Linked DNA regions of Mus musculus: region 2 is linked to region 1. A link is a loop called in an ENCODE intact Hi-C map of the cell type or tissue named here. Cell type or tissue: left cerebral cortex. All regions are shown on one strand.

The links. Hi-C counts contacts between places; a loop is a spot of excess contacts. Peaks named below come from ENCODE experiments on the same cell type or tissue, not always from the same donor. Only the 100,000 strongest peaks of a DNase experiment are listed, where the experiment ranks them.
Region 2: it touches region 1 in a loop (4-fold over the local background); 4 of 42 quality-filtered maps call a loop at or near these places.

Annotation. Positions count from the first base shown.
Region 1 is chr5:125,825,518-125,833,517 of GRCm38, reverse strand. It overlaps Gm40327 (a long non-coding RNA gene), which reads left to right. Exons shown (of 3, transcript XR_868522.2): 2 at 349-440. Among named protein-coding and RNA genes, the nearest start is that of Gm40327, 8.4 kb to the left of the region's middle. In left cerebral cortex, a CTCF peak has its summit at 413; DNase peaks (open chromatin) are centred at 370, 1,210 and 3,980; H3K27ac peaks cover 3,615 bases.
Region 2 is chr5:125,886,193-125,894,192 of GRCm38, reverse strand. No RefSeq gene overlaps it. Among named protein-coding and RNA genes, the nearest start is that of Gm40328, 28 kb to the right of the region's middle. In left cerebral cortex, CTCF peaks have their summits at 4,817 (motif pointing left), 5,709 (motif pointing right) and 7,669 (motif pointing left); DNase peaks (open chromatin) are centred at 113, 5,119 and 6,762; H3K27ac peaks cover 862 bases.

The sequences.
Region 1 (8,000 bases):
GCTGCACCAGAAAAAAGTGTAAATCAGTGTTCAAAGCCATGAATCCACAAGAGTAAGAGGGCCGTCAGAAATCGAGGACATGCAGGATACGGTATGGAAGCTCAGTACACCAAAACAGGTGTACCATTAGCAAAGAGCCTGGAAAATTGGCCACTCATGCCTTCACAACCTTCACAGACTAGGGAAAACCCAGGGGTAGGTACTTCCAAAGTGGGAGTAAGAAAACTTTAATATATTACAGGACTCTTGACTACTAAATACAGTGTGGGCTGGAATCTACAGTGTGAAAGAGTTTAATAGTGACAGCATCCATTTTTCTCCTTGCTGTGACAAAATTGTTTCATTTAGGGGCTGGAGAGATGGCTCAGCTGTTCAGAACCCTTTGCACTCTCACAACTGACTCTGACTCTGGGAGATCTGACTTCTTCTGGCCTTTGCAGGTACTACAGCCATGTGGCAGACACAAAAAGACCCATAAGCAAAAATAAAAATTTTAAATGAGTCATTTAGTTGATAATAGTGCCCCAAGGTCTGTAGAGAGAATCTCTTATAAGCATCACCTGTCAATAAAATAAAGTCTATGACCAATGAGCTGAGGCAAAAAATAGGAGGTGAGACACTGGCAGTAAGAGAATAAAAGGAGATTCAGGGAAAGATGCTGGGGCAGATGCTAAGGGAGATGTTGAGGAAGATGCTAAGGAAGAGGATGAAAGAGAGGTATCTAACCATGTAGAAGACTTAGAATAGTTTGAATGGGTTAAATAAGTTAGTCCAGGAAGGAGCCAAAGCTTGTGGCCTAGGCATTTGTTAATAAATAGTCTCAGAGTCGTCATTCAGGGAGCAGGAACAGGGAAGGAAAAACGGATTTTTTTTTTACAAAGGTTAATTTCTCCTAATTATTTTCATACGATTATGTAAGATGCTAATATATGGAAATCATGTGTAGGGTATGCGGGAAATTGCAACTATCCTAGAGAATTCTAAAATAAATGTGTTTTTTAATTCAAAGTCGGTAGAGGTATTTTTTTCCATTTCCATTTTTCAAGTTTCTGTATATTCTAAAATATATGTGTTTATTATATCTACAGTAGAAAATGTCCTTGTGATGTAAGGAGATGTTAGTCAGCTCTACTGAACTGGTTTCTGGGAGTCAGTTAGCCTTAGGCACTGAGAGCTATGATGACTTAAGATGGGCCCCAGAGTGCTTTCGGAGGAATCACAAACTGATGAGCATGAGCTTGTGGTCACATTGACCCCAAAAAGTGACTACACACACACACACACACACACACACACACACACACACACAGAGCGACCATCAATTACCAACAGTACCTCGGCTACAGCTGTGGCTTCGAGATCCTGGAGCAGGTGGCATTGGTTTTATGTCTCTTCATGCTTTGGTATGAACAGACAAACACACTCCTAACTCTCCCTCTGGTCCCCCTCTTCCTCTATAGTGAGCTCCAACACAGTTTGTTATTTCTGATTTTAGCAGCCATCCTGTCTGGGCTTACCTCTTCCAGAACTTCCTTCTTTTCAGTGTGTGTGTGTGTGTGTTTTTCCTCTACATGTGCATGCACACACATGTGGAAGCCCAAAGTGGATTCAGGAAATGTCCCTAATGTCTTGTCTATCTTGTTCACTGAGGCAGGATGTCTCACAGGCAAAGCTCCTTGGTATGGGTCGTTTTTCTAGACATCTTGCTCTGGGCATCCTGCCTCTGCCTTCTGGGGTGGAATTACAGGATACTCTCCACATCCACGTGGCGTTTATGTAAGTTTTGGGGGGGGGTAGCAAGTGCTTACCTGCTAGGCTTTCTCTCTAGCCCCTTCCAGAACTTTCTGTCGCAACTCTCTGTCACCTTGTCTTTTGAGATGTATCAAGTGTGCTTGACAAATGGAAGCTGTATACATTTGAGGTATGAGGTGTAGTGTTCTGATCAAATTATACATTGGACAGACATTTCTAAGATCAAGCCCATCTATCACCTCATTCGGTCTCCCTGTGTCTCTGTTTCTCTGAGATCCACTCCCTTGACATATTCCACATACACAAAACCCCAGTGACAATCACTGTCAGCTCACTGTTCCCGGGCTCTGGTGTGTGTTCATTTTGTAACTGAACGATGTTGTACATTCTGGCCAGTCTATTTCTCAAATAGAAAACTAAGCATGCCAGTCACCCAGTTAAAACCCTCAAATGGATCCTTATCGTCCTGAGGGGTAAGTTGGAAAGTCCCTCTGCTGAGAGATGGATGCTATTCCAGAAAGACCAAAAGTCGTGACACCCCATCCTGAGTCTGGAAAATCATCGGTTTACCTTCTCCAGTTTGTAAACTGACAGAAAACAGGGTTTACGAGACAATGAGAATATAAACCTTCATGTTTCATACTTGGAGTCACATAGGTCATAGATCTGCTGAACTCAAGGTTTCACGGGGGTGTGGTTGGGGGATTCATGTGTGCGTGTGAGTGGAGTGTCTGTTCCCAAGTGTGAGGGCACACATGTATGCATATGTGCAGAGACGAGTAGAATGTCCAGTCTCTTCCTCATCACTGTCTCTCAGTGAACCACAACCCACCATTTTGACTAGTCTGACTGGCCAGTATGCTCTTGGCAATTTACCCGTCTCCACCCTACAATGTTGCAGACTTGAATAGCCATGCCTGGCTTTTTACAAAGGTACAGAGAGGATTTGAACACCATTGAGCCGTCTTCCCAGCCTCCGGCAGGATATGGTTTATTAAAACCTTCATGCCCCGTCTTCTGCTACTTGTGTCTCACTGTCGGATGGTATATCCTCTCACAGAAGCAGCTCCAGCCCCACCTGCCTCTGTGTTTACACCCAGAATAGAGTGGTTCTTTTATCAGGAGAACTTTTTCAGTGGTGGACATGTTCTGATTGCAGCCTCTGAGGTACAGAGGAGACTAGCTGCATCTTCAAGTCCTGGGCTTTTCCTACACTGTAAACTGAAAGCTGGTGTCCCTCCCTGGAGGGATGGAGAAAGGGTGAAAAGAGAGGGAGGCAAGGATGGGGGAAAGAGTGGGAAATCATATTAGAAGTTTTAAATTAGCAGCAAACCTAAACGGTAGATGGGGAGAAATTGATGGTGTTAATGCATGTGCGTGCGCACGCACACACACATACACACACATACACACACACGCACATACACACACATACACACACACACATACACACACACACACACACACACACACACACACAATTCCTGTGCTTCAGGTGTCATTCTCCACTAAATAAAATGGTCTATTAGGCTTATCTGTCCCTCTCACGAGTAGTCTATAATTAAATAACCACCTTTTAAAATCCTGCTAGTCTGAAAGAAAACCATTTGAGCATTTTCCTTAGCTGATGAATTACACGGACCAGTGGTCCTTGATAAACAGGCCTGTTCTAAAGCGATACATGAGAAAAACCACTTCTAAAACAATTGATGTGGGATTAGATTCTATGTGTCCAGACTCACTCAATAGACTCTGTTCCCCAAAAGGAAGCAAGAGTCCAACAACTAGGACCAGCCACAGCCTTAGCCGCAAGACTAATCTTCCAGAGGATGTAAGATCCAGTAGGGCCACTTCAGGGAATCTGTTAGACTTAGCTTTTCCCAGAACAAAATGCTGTTGCTGCCTGTGCTGAGACACTCTAGCCAAAGGAGTGAGGACTAAACAGCTCTCTTTGACAGCCATCTCTCCTAAGGATGTTCTTCACCAGGGCCAGAGGTTTTCTCTACTGCTTCAGGGCCTGATCATGGCTGTAACAGCTGTCTGTGGTGCTGACTTTCCTAATAAAGTTCTTTCTAAAGAGTAGTTTGCCTTCTCTTCCTTTCCATGGAACCCACCATGCCATTTATATAACAGATGTCAGTGTATCTTTTTTAAGAGAATACAACTCAATCCAATTCTACCCTCTGGCATCCAAAACGCTTGTCATTTCCATAGCCAAATACTTCAGAGTGCTGACTCACTCCTGCATCAAAAAATTTCATCTAAATCAGTTCCCGGTGAGACGTGGGTATGATTCACTGTGGGGCAAATCTCACTGTTTATGAGTCTACAGAATCAAAAAGGAAAGATGCATGCTGTGGTTGGCATTAACTATAACCTTTGATCAGCTTAGCATCACCTGAAGAGAGAGAAAAGACAGAAAAAGAGAGAGAGAAACTCAGCACGTGTCTTATTGCATTGGTCTGTAGACGTGCCTAGGAGGAATTGCTTCAGTTGTTCCCTGACTTAGGAGGGCCAAGCCCACTGTGGGCAGCACCATTCCCTGGGCAGGTGGTTCTGGGCTGTATAAGAAATCTAGGAGAGCTGGTTCAAGCCAACAAGCAGAGTCCCTCGATGGTGTCAGTTTCAAGACCTTGCTTGAGTTCCTGCTCTGGTTTCCCTCAGTGATCTGAAAGTTGAAATCAAACAAAACATTTTTTCTCCCATACACTACTTTCCATCTGAAAATTTTATCACAGCTACAGAAAGGAAACTAGAACAGACTCCATGAGGCAGCATGGAGGAACGATGTTCTCACAGATTCACAGGAGCCTGAGCTTGCAGCTTCTGGTTCATCCATCCTTGTAAGCCACAGTGACCTGGGCAGGCTCAAGAGAAGGAATCTGAACAGTCAGCATTACCTGGGAGATGACACAGTCACTTCTGTCCTTATTCCATGTACAAGAAATGTGCTAACGACCCAGGGGATTATAAAGTTTAGGAGTGGGAACAGAAAGAAAGGAGGAACTTAATACTTCCCATGGGGTCAACAAGAGGCCCAGAAGGCAGAGGAAAAGCTGGACTCTGTAGCACATTTCCTCGGTGCGCTCCCTTCCCCCACCTAGTAACCAAACAGAAGGTTCTAAGTCAAGAAGAAAGGACAGAACCATAAGATAAAAGGAACCCAAGTACCTTAGTAATGCCCCTGCCTCAGCTGCTCTGCACTGAGGTTAGTTGGTCTGTGGACATGTCTATGAGGAACTGCCTTGATTGTTAACTGACTTAGGAGGGCCAAGCCCACTGTGGGCAGTACCATTCCCTGGGCAGGTGGGTTCTGAGCTGTATAAGAAAGCTGTATAAGAAGAAAACCCCTGACGTGTACTGGCAATATCTGGTAGACTTTAAGATTGGGAGAGTGTCTGCTGCTCATGTGGTGGGGTTTTTTTTAACTGATAAAAAGGGGTACAATGATGCCCACAAAGGGGCATTGAGCCTTTTACACAAAACTCAGTATCTTACTGTAAAAGAACTCGAGGAAAATTCCAGACCTCATTAAAAGAATAATGGCTGCCTTCACCCTTCTCTGACTTCTAGTCATTAATGAATTTGAAAGTTCCTGTTATCCAATCTTAACCACTCTGATATCTATAAGACTGTTGGCACTCCAGCAGGGAGACCTACCAGACAAACCAAGGGAAGAGGTAACAGAACCAAATATCAACTGCAGGCACCAACCCAAATGCTTGCAAGAAGCCTTGTCAACCTTCAGTCAAAATAGGCATCAAGTTAGTTTCATTACCTACCTTTTAATTGTCAAAACATTTGCATATTTAAGTCCTTTCTTGTTAAAGGGGGGAGACATTTTTTTCTTCTTCATGAGCAATTTACTTTATTTAGTGTTGTTACATCGATAAGAGGACAATCCAGTCAACATTTATTCTAATAGGTGATTTATGTATGCATGAGGCCATCTCTATTTCTCCTGTAACTGTAAACCTAGGTGCCCTTTCCTTGTAGGATGTACGAAAAGTTAATGAGCTTTCTACTCTACCCTTCCTTTCTAATTCAGCTGTTCTCATGATCACCCTGGCATCTACCCCTTAGCAGATCAGAATTAGTCACAATCACTCTACCATTGAGAATCAGACCCTACTGGGGGCTGGAGAGATGGCTTGGCAGCTTAAAAAACTTGCTGCTCTTGCAGAGGACTCAGGTTCAATTCCCTGCTCCCACACAGTGGCTCACAAACATCTAACTCCAGTTCCAGGGGATTCAAGACCCTCGGGCTGGCTTCCCTGAGCTCCAGGCATACACATGGTACATATACATGCATGCAAGTAAAACACCCCGACACATAAAATAATATAAATAAATCTTAAATGACAAGGAGAAAAAGGGAAAGAAGGAGAAGAAAGAGAAGGAGAAGAAAGAGGAGGAGGCAACCCTATGGAAGCCACAAAAATACCACATTTGATTTAACTTTGTAGTCAGTGAGCATGACAGTGTTTGCTTTGAAGGAGATGGCAGGTTAGCGTGTGTGTGCGCTGTATATTATTAATCCAGTGCTGGTATGCCAAGACAGGTGGATCCTGGGGCTTGAGGGCCAGCCTATCCAGCCTAACTGGTGAGCCTCAAGCCAGTGGGAGACCTTGTTTCAAATTATGTGGATGGCATTCCTGAGAATGACACCAGTCCTTCAGCCTCCACAAACGTGTGCACAAGTGTGGGTACACACATGCGTACATTATCATCCTGAGTGAGGTGACCCAAATCACAAAAGAACTCACATGATAGTGGATATTAGCCCAGAAACTTAGAATACCCAAGATATAATTTGCAAAACAGATGACACTCAAGAAGAAGGAAGCCCAAAGTGTGGATACTTCGTTCCTCCTTAGAATGGGGAACAAAATACCCATGGAGGGAGTTACAGAGACAAAGTTTGGAGCTGAGATGGAAGAAAGGACCATCCAGAGACTGCCCCACCCAGGGATCCATCCCATAAACAACCACCAAACCCAGACACTATTGCATATGCCAGCAAGATTTTGCTGACAGGACCCTGATATAGCTGTCTCTTGTGATGTTGTGCCAGTGCCTGGCAAATACAGAAGTGGGTGCTCATAGTCATCTATTGGATGGAACACAGGGTCCCCAATAAAGGAGCTAGAGAAAGTACCCAAGGAGCTGAAGGGGTCGGCAACCCTGCAGGTGCAACAACATTATGAACTAACCAGTACCCCCAGAGCTTGTGTCTCTAGCTGCATATGTAGCAGAAGATTGCCTAGTCAGCCATCATTGGGAGGAGAGGCCCTTGCAAAGATCATATGCCCCTGTACAGGGGAATGCCAGGGCCAGGAAGTGGGAATGGGTGGGTTGGGGAGCAGGGCAGGGGGAGGGTATAGGGGATTTTCAGGATAGCATTTGAAATGTAAATGAAGAAAATATCTAATTAAAAATGAAAAAAAATGAAATGTAGAAATTCAATAAAGAAACCTCCTTCCCAGCAGGTGGGGTGGAGAGAGGATTGCTTCTCCAAGAAGAGCTGTCTCTGAAGAGAAAGTAAAGAAATGGCTAAGCCAAGAGCTTTTGAAATCTATAAACTGCCAACCCAGGGCCAGATCTCCTCTCCAGCTGCAATTACCTTCTTAGCCTGGCTCCACATTGTCTGCTGGGCCCAGGTTTCCCCTTCCTCATAGCTCTACCCGACTTTGATCCTAAGAACCCAAAGAGCTAGCCAAGAGATGGGGGGGGGGGGGGGGCGGGGGGGCGGGGGAAGGACATGAGGGCTGGAGAGGAAGCTGCCAGTAACCTAGCCACATACACAGACCATCCCATCGGTTGCTCGGTCCACGGATGCCAGCCGGTATCACTGAGCTGGATGTCCAAGAGGCAAGGGCAGTGTTTAATAATCAAATAGGTGGCAGTCTGTACCACAGTAAGTTCAGCCAGCCGTGAGCACTGTCAGAAAGTGGAAGAAGATGGCACCTGTATGCAAAGTGTGAACTCCTGAGAGTGTGCGCGAGCGCATGCGCACATGCTATTATTTAAGCTGGGTTTCTTTCTCTTATTTTCATATACTATTAGTCCCGAGACTGCTTTATGAATTAATGAATCTCACCAATATCTCCTCTATGGTGCCAGTTAGCTCTGAAGACCCCTGGTCACGGAACGATGTGCTCACTCTGTCAATTATTTCAGAGAACTGTTGGGCGAGACCCTTTCTGTGAAGCCCGAGAAAGACGGCCCTTCCCACACAAAAGAAACCA
Region 2 (8,000 bases), 61 kb before region 1:
CTGCCATGTAATATTTTGGGGGGCTTTGCTTCCTTCCAGGTTTGGCATCTCACCCCACCTCTGCTCCTTGCTTTTTCCTTTTTGACTCTGAGCTATGAATTTATCAAGGGGTGGGCAGAGTTCCCCTCTCTGTTGCCAGACCTGTGGGAAGATAAGCAGCAGAATGCTCAGTGTCTTGGCAATAGGCGCAAGAGAGAAAGCTCTGCCAAGGCTCTGTCTGCTATGACTTCACCACACTGTAATTCTAAGACCTTGACATGACCTTCCAGGATCTCTGAGTGCGGCCATAGCTAAGGGGAAACTGAGGGGCGCTCGTGCGCTTGAAAACACGTCCCATCTCTGCTACCCTGGAAGTACAGCATCTTTGCATGATCACCCATATCCACGCAAGCCACTAGACAGAGGAAGAAAAGGAGGTCTGCCTTTCTTGTCACTCACAGAAAACAGCTGACATGATCCCCAGTAAAGTCACTCCGGTCTGACTCCCAGGAAGAAAGGATCTAAATGTTTCTGTCAGAGGACCATTTTATGCTGGTGCTAAATTGTCTCTTGTGTGGGGGAAATAAAGAAGCCTATTAGATGTCCTAAGAAAGAGCCTGGAACAGAAAGAGGAAATTAGACAAAAACTAAAAGCAACAGGGACTGGAGAGATGGTTCAAAGGTTAAGAACACTGGCTTCTCTTGCAAAAAACCTGGGTTCAATTCCCAGGACCCATATGACACCTCACAACCATTTATAATTCCAATTCCAGGGGATCCAATGTCCTCCATGGGCACCAAGCATGCTCATGGTACATATACTTGCAGGTAGGCAAAGAACTAACATTAAATTCTCTCTCTCTCTCTCTCTCTCTCTCTCTCTCTCTCTCTCTCTCTCTCTCTCTCTCTCTCTCTCTTCCATTTGTGTGTGTAACACAAAAAGTTAATAAAAACACCAGAGTGTGACCATAGCACTGCATTGATACTAGTTTATACTAGACATACAATGGCAATCTAGTTGTCCCCTGTCTCAGTGAAGGATATTCTCCAACGCAGTGTGTACCTAGAACCAGAGTGTGTTGTGCACACATACACTGTGTCTTTTCCTGGGAACATGCACCTCGAATCTAGTTTATCTCATAAATCCTCACATCATATCATTAAAAATAGTAAGCAGCGGTTGCAATACTAAACTCATTTGTCTCTTTACTGAGTTGGTACATATTTTAGTTTTATATATTCACTTAAAGGAAGCACCATACAGGTGGTATTAGGAGTCACTTTTGGACTTTTGGGATTCCTATTAAGTAAAATGAGATACTTTAGCCCAGCAATATGATAAAAGCCACATTAATCCAATCCCTAAGAAGGCTTCTAGCTGATAATGGGAGGGTAATATATACAGGGTGCTCATACTGAACCCAGGCTATGATTGTGTCATAGTTAGGGTTTTACTGCTGTGAACAGACACCATTCCCAAGGCAACTCTCATAAAGGACAACATTTAATTGGGACTGGCTTACAAGTTCAGAGGTTCAGTCCGTTATCATCAAGTTAGAAACATGACAGTGTCCAGGCAGGCATGGTGCTGGAGGATCTGAGAATTCCATCTCTTGTTCTAAAGGCAGCTTGAAGAAGACTAACTTCCCAGGCATTAAAGTCCAGACCCACAGTGACACACCTACTCCAACAAGGTCATACCTCCTAATAGTGCCATTCCCTGGGCCAAGCATATTTAAACCATCACAGATTGAGATGAAGAAAGACAGGGTGGAATTCCATCATATAACCAAGAATGGAGCTCTGTTAAAACTTATGAAGCGTGGGAGATTTTTTTCCATCTTCTGAGATCTTCAATTTCTTTCTTCAGAGACTTGAAATTCTTGTCATACAGATCTTTCACTTGCTTGGTTAGAGTCACACCGAGGTATTTTATGTTATTTGTGACTATTGTGAAGGGTGTTGTTTCCCCAATTTCTTTCTCGGTCTGTTTATCCTTTGAGTAGAGGAAGGCTACAGATTTGTTTGAGTTAATTTTATATTCAGTCACTTTGCTGAAGTTGTTTATCAGGTTTAGGAGTTCTCTGGTGGAAGTTTTGGGGCCACTTAAGTATACTATCATATCATCTGCAAATAATGATATTTTGACATCTTCCTTTCCAATTTGTAACCCTTTGACTTCCTTTTGTTGTCTAATTACTCTGGCTAGGACTTTGATTACTATATTGAATAGATAGGGAGAGAGTGGGCAGCTTTTCTAGTCCCTGATTTTAGTAGGATTACTTCAAGTTTCTCGCCATTTAGTTTGGTGTTGGCTACTGGTCTGCTGTATATTGCTTTTACTATGTTTAGGTATGGGCCTTAAATTTCTGATTGTTCCAAGACTTTTACCATGAAAGGGAGTTGAATTCTGTCAAATGCTTTCTCAGCACCTAATCAGATGATCTTGTGGGTTTTTCTTTGAGTTTGTTTATATAGTGGATTATGTTGATGGATTTCCACATATTGAACCATCACTACATGCTCCATTATGTTCATAACAGCCTTATTTATAATAGCCAGAAGCTGGAAAGAACCCAGATGTCCTTCAACAGACGAATGGATACAGAAAATGGAGTACTACTCAGCTATTAAAAAGAATGATTTTATGAAATTCTTAGGCAAATGGATGGAACTAGAAAATATAACACTGAGTGGGGTAACCAGGTCACAAAAGAACACACATGGTACACACTTATTGATAAGTGGATATTAGCCCAAAAGCTCAGAATACCCAAGATACAATTCACAGACCACATGAAGCTCAAGAAAAAGGAAGACCAAAGTGTGAATGCTTCAGTCCTTCTTAGAAGGAGGAACAAAATACTCACAGGAGGAAATATGGAGACAAAGTGTGGAGCAGAGACTGAAGAAAAGGCCATCTGGAGACTGCCCCACCTGGGGATCCATTCCATATACAGACACCAAACCCAGACACTATTTCAGATGCCAAGAAGTGCTTGCTGACAGGAGCCTGATACAGCTGTCTCCTGAGATACTATGCCAGAGCCTGACAAATACAGAGGCAGATGCTCACAGCCAACCATTGGACTGAGCACAGTGACCCCAATGGAGGAATTAGGGGAAGGCCTGAAGGAGCTGAAGGGGTTTGCAATCCCATGGGAAGGACAACAATATCAACCAACTAAATCCTCCAGAGCTCCCAGGGACTAAACCACCAACCAAAGAGTACATATGGAGTGACCCATGACTCCAGCCACATATGTAACAAAGGATGGCCTTGTCGAGCATCAGTGGGAGGAGAGGCCCTTGGTCCTGTGAGGGTTCGATGCCCCAGTGTAGGGGAACGCCAGGGCAGTGAGGCAGGAGTGGATGGATGAGTGGAGGAGCACCCTCATAGAAGCAGGGAGAGGGGGATAGGATGGAGGGTTTTTAGGGGGAAACATGGAAAGGGGATAACATTTGAAATGTGAATAAATAAAATATCCAATAAAAAATTATGAAGCAATTTTTCTGGAATTCTCTATTTAATAATTTTGGACTCTGGATAAGTATAAGCAAAACTAAACAGAAAGGCTAACTGATATAAGACAGAAAAATCAATGGATTGTATTATACATGACCTTGCTGTAGAGTTAGAAGATACCTATCCCAGGTATTAAGTTTCCCAAGCAATCTTGGGTAAGTTCAAACTTCTCTCCATCTCTGAATCTGAGTGGATCATCTTTGATCACTTTAGGGCAGTGATTCTCAACTTCCTAATACTATGACCCTTTAGTACAGTTCCTCATGTTGTAGGGACCCCCAACCACAGAATCATTTTCATTGCTACTTCATAACTGTAATTTTGCTATGGCTATAAATGGTAATATAAATATCTGTGTTTTCTGATGGTCTTAGGTGACCGCCTTGAAAGGGTCATTTGATCCCAAAAAGGGTCACAACTGATAGCTTGAGGAACACAACTTTAGGATAATAATGACATATATCAAGGTGTTCCTGCATGATTTCTGCTGAACTATTTTTCCCCAAGCCCAGAGAAAGCTTGCAAACTTTTCTTTCTGAAATTACTATTATATTAGGGTTTTTTCCCTTGGTGCCTGTGACAAAATATCTGACAAGAATCAAATAAAAGAAGGAGGGGTCTGTGTTGTCTTATCATCTAAGGGCACAGTCCATCATGGAGGGAAGGCATGGCCATGGTGGCGGCAGGAGCTTAATGGGGCTGGTCACATTGTATCCACAGTCAGGAAGCAGTGTGAGGCAGCTGGTTATATTGTATCCACAATCATGAAGCTGAGAGAGAGGGATGCTGGTACTCAGCTCATTGTCTCCATTTCTTTCAGTCTAGCACCCCAGTCCATGGGATGGTACTGCTCTTGTGTAGGACCTCCCTTCTCAATTAACCTAATCTAGAAAACCCCCTCTCAGACACACCTAGAGATGTGAATCCTGGATGATTCATTCTTCCTATGAAATTGACAATGGAGATTAACCATCACAACTATATAGCAAACATTCCCATTTTTAAGAGCAATTTGTCAGTCATCAGTGCCCAACTCTCTGCCCTTGTACTGTGGAAGCAACCATTAAGGATGTGTGGCTGTACCCAACTTGGATTTTATTTACAAAAGTAACAGGTGATCCATATTTGGTCTGCAGATCATAATTTTCTGATTCTCTACCACAGACTACTTGGATGTCAGTACCAGCTTTTAAAAACGTGTGGTTTAGGAGCTGGAGAGAAAGCTTAGTGGTTAAGAGCACTGGCAGCTCTTGCAGAGAGAACCTAAGTTCAGTTCCCTGCATCCACATTGCACGCCCTCTTCTGGCCTACTTATGGGCACTGCACACATATAGTGCATAGACATAAATGCAGGCAAAACACCCATACACATAAAATCAAAACAAACATATCTCTTAATGCTGGCCATAGTATCTCTAAACATGATGTAATCTCTCAGGAGAGTATCCTGAGCATACACTTTCTAAAATTCTCCAACAGAAATCTAATGTATGTGCATTCATAGCTGGGAATCACATGCTCATTAGAGAGGGCTCAAGAGGACTTTTTTTTTTTTTAGGTGTAGTATAAGAAAAGTAGCTGAAGGTTAGCTGAGGAGATTTTTCTTGTGGGTGAAATGAAAATAGAGTCGGGATGCTGAGCACCCTAAAATTAGAATTCTGTCTTTTCACATGTCCTCCCTCCGTTACTCAAGGCAAAAAGCAGCAAGTTCTAAAAACTTAAAAGGGACTTTATTCTAGAATCTGTTGCACAAGTCCCCCAAGGGGGACCAAAACCTGTAGTATGTGTCACTGGCTTTGAATGCAAGTTGGAATTTTCACTGGCATTATGCTCTGAACATCTGCAGGCAACTGTACCCACTGTACTTCCTAACCTATTCCTTTTTATTTCTACAATGTTTCTGTCGGCACTTTTAGTTCCCTTTCCATGTTTAGCCCCTTTTTTTCTTAATAATTTTGTGTTTAATTTAGGTTTTGAAAATCCAATATCTTAGCCTTTATTGAAGCTAAAAATCTCTACAGCTTAGATCTCTTTTTAAAACAGGTTTTTAAAATCTGCAGTGTGTGTGTGTGTGTGTGTGTGTGTGTGTGTGTGTGTCGCGCGCGCATTTCTCTGTGTGTATGTATGTGCACCATATGCCTACAGTGCCCATGGAGGCCAGAAGAGGGCATCAGATCCTCCTGCAACTGGAGTTACAATGGCTGTGAACTACCATGTGTGCTAAGAATAAAACTGGGATCCTTGAGAAAAGTAGCCAGTCCTTTTAACTGCTGGAGACTCTATTGCATGGGCTGAGGTCTTGTGTTTTGTGTAAGGGGGAAATTGAGCTGAGCACTTGCTGTCTGAAGCCCCTGCTGCCAGAGTCTCCACACCATTATGGGCTGTACACTCTAACTGGGAGCCAAAACTAACAATCTCTCTATTAAATTGCTTTTGCCATGGTGTTTTATCACAACAGGAGAGTAAGACAAGATGCCCCTCTAAGCCCTACTGTTTCTGTTCATTAAGTGGGGCATGGTAAGGTCTGGGTGCCAAAAGTATCTGACAGCCTTTATCATGAACAAACGAAAGTCATTTCTGGAAAGTTCTGGGGAAAAATTATTACACTGAAATAGATCATCATAGTAGCTGTTATGGCTTGCCATGATGCAGTAGAAATCTATGGTGATGCAGTTATCATTTAATGTGGTGAAATCAAAATATATTATGATGTAATGTGATTCAACATGACACAAGAGAAATTTATTCTGTCTCAATTATGGCTTGTTCTAGAAACATTGTCATGCACAATAGATAATAGGGGACAATTCTATAACACAACAGAAAAATTCCCATAATGTAGTAGGTCATAACAGATCTGATGGTTTTGCGTGACGAAATAGAAATGTATGACAGGTAATACAGCAGGTTACCACAGGTGCTCTGATTTACTGTGATCACATAGCTGTTTCCATATCAAATAAAGGGGAGGCAACTTCATCCTTACACAGCTCCTTTCTCCTGGTTCCAGACAGATAACATGGTGAAGCATCCTTAAGCTGCCGAGCTCAGGCTGCCTATCGTCCTCAGCTGGCTGTGGGGTAGCGGCACACTCCCAGACTGCTGGCTTCCCTCAGTCCAGACACGGAACAGACAGGACATCTCAACCCTGTCAGCATTCTGGAAAATGTCAGGCAGGAGAATACTTTGTGGAATTTTTGCAACAGGAAGTGCCACCTGAGAGTCAGTTGTGAAGTGACGTCACCAAAGTCCTCAAGTTCCTCGTGACAGAAGTGGAAAGGATGTGTGCCTCGTGAGAAATGTGTGTCTCGTCAGAAACATTTAGCATCCTGTTTCCTTTCCATCCTGAACACAGAAGGCTGTGTTGGATTTTACTGAGGTGTGCAGCAGGTGCAGGAGATGTCTGTCTTCCTTCTGGCCCAGCTTCCTACTGCGCTCACAGATAGGCAATCCTTTCGAGACCATTCTGTAGAATTACCTCCACTTTCAGAGAGCATTTAATCCAGCCCAAAGCCTTAATGATTTTAACACTACCCCCAGCACTAACCAAAACCCCCAGATCCTGAAAATTGCCTTTGCTAACACTTTCATGTTGAGGAAAAACTCACAGAACCCTGTGGCCTGTGTTCTCTCCAGTTGCTACAGGTCGGTAAATACCAATCTGTTCAATAACAAAGATCAAAGACTGACTGTGCTCTCCTGATCTTCGGGCTTTGTTCCTGGTGTTTAAATAAGTCAGAAGCTCATTTATTTCGTTGGCCATGGTGCACGTATTAAGTTGTGCTCCTGTTTTCACTATTTAACTGGACTCCAAGGACTTCTGGAGAACCCTAGAGTGGCCCATGGTTCCTCCTCCTCCTCCTCCTCCTCCTCCTCCTCCTCCTCCCAACCATTCACAGAGCAAAAACAGTAAGTACTCAGCATACCCAAGGACTCACCTACATCCCACCACAGAATAAATACAGAGAGGAGTCCAGGTCTCTGGGGCTTTTCAATACCAAGAAATCCAGGATGTGTGAAGGGTTAGTGATGAGGGCTGAAAAGATATCTCAGTGATAAAGAGTGTTTGCTGCTCTTGTGGAGCACAAGAGTTCCCAGCACCCACATCAGGTGGGATCAGCCACCTGGAACTCAAGCTCCAGTGAATCTGGCACCCTCTTCTGGTTGCTGCAGGAACCCATACTCTCATGCACTTACACACATACATAAAAATGAAACACAAACAAACAAAAAATAAGTTAGTGGAGGAGGGAGGAGTGAATAAACAGCCAAGAAGCTAGGATAGGAACCAAAAGCAACTGATGTCACAGAGTAAAGACTTTAAGACTAAGGAGTGGGGACTTGCCCCAATTTCTTGTCAGTGATCAAATAGTAGGAATCATTGAGCCACAGCCACACTGTTCGATAGTCACCCACAAAGGACCACCATGCCCAGGCTGGTTAAGTAAATAGGATCCTCTGAAAATAAATATCAGAACAAGGAAAAGCCCCCCCC